2 separate regions of the Homo sapiens genome follow, and region 2 is linked to region 1. The links are chromatin loops, found by intact Hi-C in ENCODE. Cell type or tissue: pancreas. All regions are shown on one strand. Links, peaks and the distances in the headings refer to the core of each region. The heading gives the core; the rest is flanking DNA. Region 1 has its middle 13 kb from the start of GADD45G. Region 2 has its middle 91 kb from the start of LINC03062.

What was found. Hi-C counts contacts between places; a loop is a spot of excess contacts. Peaks named below come from ENCODE experiments on the same cell type or tissue, not always from the same donor. Only the 100,000 strongest peaks of a DNase experiment are listed, where the experiment ranks them.
Region 2: it touches region 1 in a loop (2.2-fold over the local background); 37 of 110 quality-filtered maps call a loop at or near these places.

What each region holds. Positions count from the first base shown.
Region 1 is chr9:89,616,994-89,619,900 of GRCh38, reverse strand. No RefSeq gene overlaps it. Among named protein-coding and RNA genes, the nearest start is that of GADD45G, 13 kb to the right of the region's middle. In pancreas, for the core only: no CTCF peak of the experiment used is centred there; a DNase peak (open chromatin) is centred at 1,680; H3K27ac peaks cover 1,636 bases.
Region 2 is chr9:89,729,406-89,732,312 of GRCh38, reverse strand. No RefSeq gene overlaps it. Among named protein-coding and RNA genes, the nearest start is that of LINC03062, 91 kb to the right of the region's middle. In pancreas, for the core only: no CTCF peak of the experiment used is centred there; a DNase peak (open chromatin) is centred at 1,392; H3K27ac peaks cover 1,233 bases.

The sequences.
Region 1 (2,907 bases), core at 202-2,701:
GAGCAGCTTGGCTGGCTGCAGGGAACCACTCCTTGCAGGTGGCCTGAGCCTTGGGGCTCATGTGGCTTTTATAGCTTGTTATTTAGTGCCCAACACCTCAACTCTTGATAGAGGGGGTACTTAGCAGGGGCTCCCTAACACTTCAGTTGTACTCCTTTGGAGAAAGGGAGAATTCCCTTCCCTTAAAAACCCCGTACAGAAGCTAGGCAACACTGGCCAGCATTCACTGCACCTTCCCTTGTGCAGTCATTGTTCTGAGCACTTTTTTTTTTTTTTTTTGAGACAGAGTCTTGCTGTGTCACCCAGGCTGGAGTGCAATGGCATGGTCTCAGCTCACTGCAACCTCCACCTCCCAGATTCAAGCGATTCTCCTGCCTCAGCTTCCTGAGTATCTGGGACTACAGGCATATGCCATCACACCTGGCTAATTTTTGGATTTTTAGTAGAGTTGGGGTTTCACTATGTTGGTCAGGCTCATCTCAAACTCCTGACCTCATGATCCGCCTGCCTTGGCATATTTTATATCTTTGTCTCACAAGCATCTGATGAGACAAGGCCTGCCTTCCAGAGGGAAGCAGCTTGAACTAAGTTATGCAGCTAGTGGGGGATGGGATTCAACCCAGCCCCAGCTTCAAGGAAAGCTCCCAGCAAACAGATGCTGCCCTCCTCCCTGCTGGTGCAGTCCCTGCTTCCTCCAGCAGTGGTGATGGGTTTAGTCATTGTTATTTACCATGGTCTTCTATGGCTGTGTCACACTCTCCCACAGAACAAATGATATACACCACAAGATGCACCATAAGTCTTATTTTCATTTGGGGATATTGGATTTTGCCTTAGCTCATTTGGGCTGGTACCACAGAATACCACATACAGAGTGGCTTATAAATAACAAACATTTATGTCTTGTTGACATACACGGTACCTCCTCACTGTGTCCCCACGTGGTGGAAGGGGCAGTGGGTCTCTCTGGGGTGTCTTTTATAGGGGCACTAATCCCAGTCATGAGAGCCCCACCCCTATGACCTAATCACCTCCCAAAGACCCCACCTCCTAACACCATCACCTTGGGGGTTAGGATTTCAACAGATGTATTAGGGGCAGGCCACAGTCAAACCACAGCAGATTTACTTTCTAGAAGGCAGGATTTTAAGTCAGACAGGCTTCCCTTTTGGTCTTGGCTTCTCTCGTTGCTGGCTTCATGACTCTGAAACAGTTCCTGCCTCAGGCTGGGTTCCCCAGAGGCTGGGATGCGGACTTCTGTTCTGATGATGGATGGGGGTGCTCTCAGGAGAAGCGGTGTGAGGAGGGAAAGCTCGGCCAGGAGGTGGCCTGGGCCCCCAGGGGCTCTGGAGTGTGAAGTGTACCTAGAGCTGGTCCCACTTGGAGGCAGCAGGCTGGCCTTTCCCATCTCCTTTGCCCGCTGGTCTTTGGCTGGGGTCTGGAGAGGGAAAGCCCCCACGGCTCCCTGTGTGCAACTCTGCAGAGAAGGAGGGGCAGGAATTGGTTAGCAGCCACGTTCTCAGGGGCTGAGGGATGGGCACACCTGTTGCCAAAAGGAGTCTGAGCAGGCACCCATGTCACTGGCAGCCAGGCCTCAGTGTGGGTCCTGGCACCACTCATAAACTTCCTGCTTCCCTCCTTCCAGGCACCTGGGGGTTGTGCTGCTTTGCTTTCTGATTAGGCACAACCCCAAGCCTAGCTTTGTCCAGTGATGTGGGAGAGGCAGGGACAGGTATGTGGGACTGAAGCCAAGTGCTCTGCCAAGAGCAAGCCAGCCCCATGCCTGACCTGTTCAGGGTCATGGTTCCACTCAAGTCCTCCTGCGTGCACACCAGCCAGGGCCAAGCAGAAGGAGGTGTCGCCCCAAGTTCCCACAGAGAAAGGAAGGTTCACATTCTCAGATGTGTGGTGGCTCAGAGAGCCAAGAGGATGGAGCTGATGTATTCCTGGGGACCGGGGGACTGTCACCAGCCTTGGGCTGAGGGCTGAGGGCAGAAGATACGCACAGCAGAGCCGTGGGGCAGGGGTTCCTGGCAGGAGGTAAAGTGCAGAGGGGCAAGGCACCCCTGGGGACTCAGCCGAAAGCAGGAGTGAGAGGGAAGACACACCCCTACCTCCCTCCCCACAGCCCTCTCATCTCCCACCAACACCTCTCATTGGCCAAATCCAATGAGAAGCCAGCAGGCAGGGGCCCATGGCATGTCTTCCTGGGACACGCAGTCCTGGGCGCAGACAGGACACATAGAAGGCATGGGGGAAGAGGGACACATGTTGGAGAATGATGAGTGGAAATTGGACCTCTATGCTAGATTCCAGAGTTTAGAGCTCAGTGTATTAATTGATATTTTCATTATTGAAACTTAAATCATAGCATGAAATGATATTGTTATTTTTCCCACAGATAAGGGAAGAGTGGTGAGTTAACAGGGGAAGCCTGGACTTGATTTGAAAGCCCTTCCTCACAGGCACCAGGCCCACCCCCCACTCCACCCCACCCAGCTGATTTACTCCCTGGAGGTGAGTGAGGGTCCCCTGGCCCTGCTGAGAAGCTCCTCTTTGCAAAAAGAACTTCCACAACACGTCTACCCACCCTATGGTATAACAGATGTTCCCACCTTCCAGATGTTTCAGATGAAGTGGAGAATATCTGATGGGGTGGGGGCACAGGGAAATCGAGTCCCTGGGGGCTTACTTCCCAGGAAGCAGGCAGCTGAGACTGGGTGGAGGATGTGCCGAGACACAGCCTTGTCCCCATCAGCTCTGAGAAGAAGGTGGGGAGTGCAGGCCCAGTTACAAGAGGAGGCAGACACCACAGTGTGCAGGCAGCAGTGTTCTTGTGCGGAGCCTGGTACCGTCAGGTGCCAGTGGAGGGTCCAGGGGCTGATAATGTGCCCTCACTAAGTTGCT
Region 2 (2,907 bases), core at 252-2,751, 110 kb before region 1:
TCTTTCCTCTCCAACTAAAATCTTATCCAAATGTTGCTTCCTTAATCCCCAGAAGGAAACAAAAATCCTGAGCTCTTTTGTAGAATGATTAGAGACAAAGTCCTGAGACTCCACACCTGATTGTCCCCAAGTCCCAGGGGGGTTTCTGAAACTGCCTAGGAGATGCTACGGGGGGCTGTGAGAATGTAAAGGAGCCCACCACCCAAGCTGGGGACCTTGAGACCGGCCTCTCTTTCATCCAGACCAGCCCTGCCTTTATCTGTTGTGCACAATGGCATTTAGACTGCTTCCACTGGTAAACTGGAGTTTGAAAGTGACAGGAATGGTTGATCAAGCAGGCCCTTGGGGCTCTCAGATGAATGCACCATTCTGTCACTTTGTCCTGTATGGTTGCCATCCATACAGAGAACACTGGGCTGAGCAGCCTCCTGCCCAGCCTGCTGGAGATGCCGTATCCACATTAGGGTGAGACCTAGAGGCACTAGGGGCAGCAGGAGGGAAGGGGGAAACCTGTTCCTTCCTGAGAGTTGTAATCTCCTTATAGAGAGAGATGATCCAGAGAGGGAGCTGGCGGGGTGGCATGCAGCTATGAAGGTGCTGAGCTGGCAAGAAAGCAGCCACGCAAAAGGTGGCACGGAGGGCAGGAAGCCTCAGCAACACAGAATAGGCAAAAGCCAGGACAGCTCCTCTGGGACCAGGGCAACTGGACATGCTCCAGGTAATGCAGGTAATGCAGGTAACGCAGCTGAGTGGGCACCAAAAGGCAAGAGCCATGTTAGGGAAGAGATCAGGTTGGTCAAATACACCACAGGCTGCTAAAAAGGGAGCTCTATTACTAAGCGTTAATCATAAGATTGGAGAGATTGTTGAGAAGTACTTCACACTTGAAGAAGACATCTTCAGGAGAAAATGAAAGGAAAATGTGGGTGGGGAGAAAGATCAGGTTATTCTATTTATTTCCAACTGGGTAATATGGTATATATGACACATACACAGATAGATAGTTGGATGGATATATATATATATCATAACGAAAAAGATCATCTCTCATATGAAGGTCTTGAGCCAGGACCCACATGCACCACACTCAAATATTATACCATGAATTTCCACAGACCAAAATCTTTAAAGCACCTACAACTGGAATTTTCTTAGACTAAAATAATTTGGCTAGGTAACAGAATTCAGCTACTTGCAAGAGTCAAAGGGGGACACGTTGTTTTATAAATTAACTAGAAACATTTCTTGAGCCAAACTAGAGATGGAGTTATTGACACAACCGGAGGGCAGAGCTCACCAAGGGCACCGAGACTGGCCGCTACTTAGCTCACCTAGGACCTCCCACGCCGCCCACAGGCCGCACCACAGAGCAGCAGGAGACACGTGTTCCAATGTTGACCGAAAGGCAGGTGGAGGCCAGAAAGCATGCTGCCCACTGACACTGGGCCCCAGCCACAGAGGCGGGACAGAGCCACCAGCTCCGCCGCTCCACCACCCCCAGCTCGCTGGGTAAACACACTCAAGCTGGAAGCCTGGTGTCCCGGCCTTCTCACGAGACTGCAGGAAGCAGGACGGACGAAGTTTACTAAAATCTAACATCCTATGGTACGTGGGATTTATTTTTTTTAGACACTATCCAGGCTGGTTTTGTTCTCCCCACTGTTTAACTGTATTTAGTATACAACCTGCAAATAAAAATATACCTGGGCTAGCCCTGATCCAGGGTTTGGAGGCAGTATGATCTCTGCAACATCTGCAGCAGAACCACTGGGGAATCATGAAGATTCCTGGCTCCTCCCTGCCCTGCATACACACTCACACACACACACACACCCCATTCATGCACCATACACACATCATACACATACCATACACACACAAACCACGCACACTGTAAACCCACATGCAGCACACACAGCACACACCCCATTCACATACCAGACACACACCATACACACATCATACACATACCATACACATACAGACCACGCACACTGTAAACCCACACACACCACACACAGCACACACCCCACCTACACACAACACACACACGACTCACTGTACATCTCACACACACTGTATGCCACCTACACATGCCCCCCCACACCATATACCACACACACACCATACACACCACACAAACCCACACAAGTACACTCCACACACGCATACACACACCATACATATACACATACATCCCACACACACATACATACAGCACAAATTACACACACACCACACATACATACACACACTATACACCACACACAATATACACCCTACACACACATACACACAGCACAAACTACGAACACACACTCACAACTACACACATTACACACACCACAAAAACTATACACCCCACACAGTATACACACCCACACACACATACACACAACACAAACTACACACACACCACAGAAACACAGAAACGCACATTATATGCACCATACAAGCTATATACCCCACACACAGCACACATTATACACCCTCTCCACCACACACACACACACACACACACACACACACACACGAGTCCTGTATTAGAATTGTTAGGAAGTGGCGCATAGTAACCTCCATTTTAACACCCAATCCTGAAGTTTGAGTCACAGCTTTTACATGAGCCAGGCTTCAAACCTTTAAACCCCTTTGATTAGTGGGCAGGCAGAGGGGAGCTTTAGTGGATAACAGCAAAGTGTGTCATGCACAGCACCCCATGTGGGTCAGCATCCCATGCCATTTTCATGACAGCCCTAGAAGCTGGGGATTGTCACTGTGAGTCTCAAACCCTACAGGTTTGCAAATGTACAGAATCCTCCTATCTCAGGAATGCCTATGGTTCCTGAAGAAAATAATATATACATGTAGCTAATCTTGGCAATTCCAGAGGCCAAAAAAAAAACAATG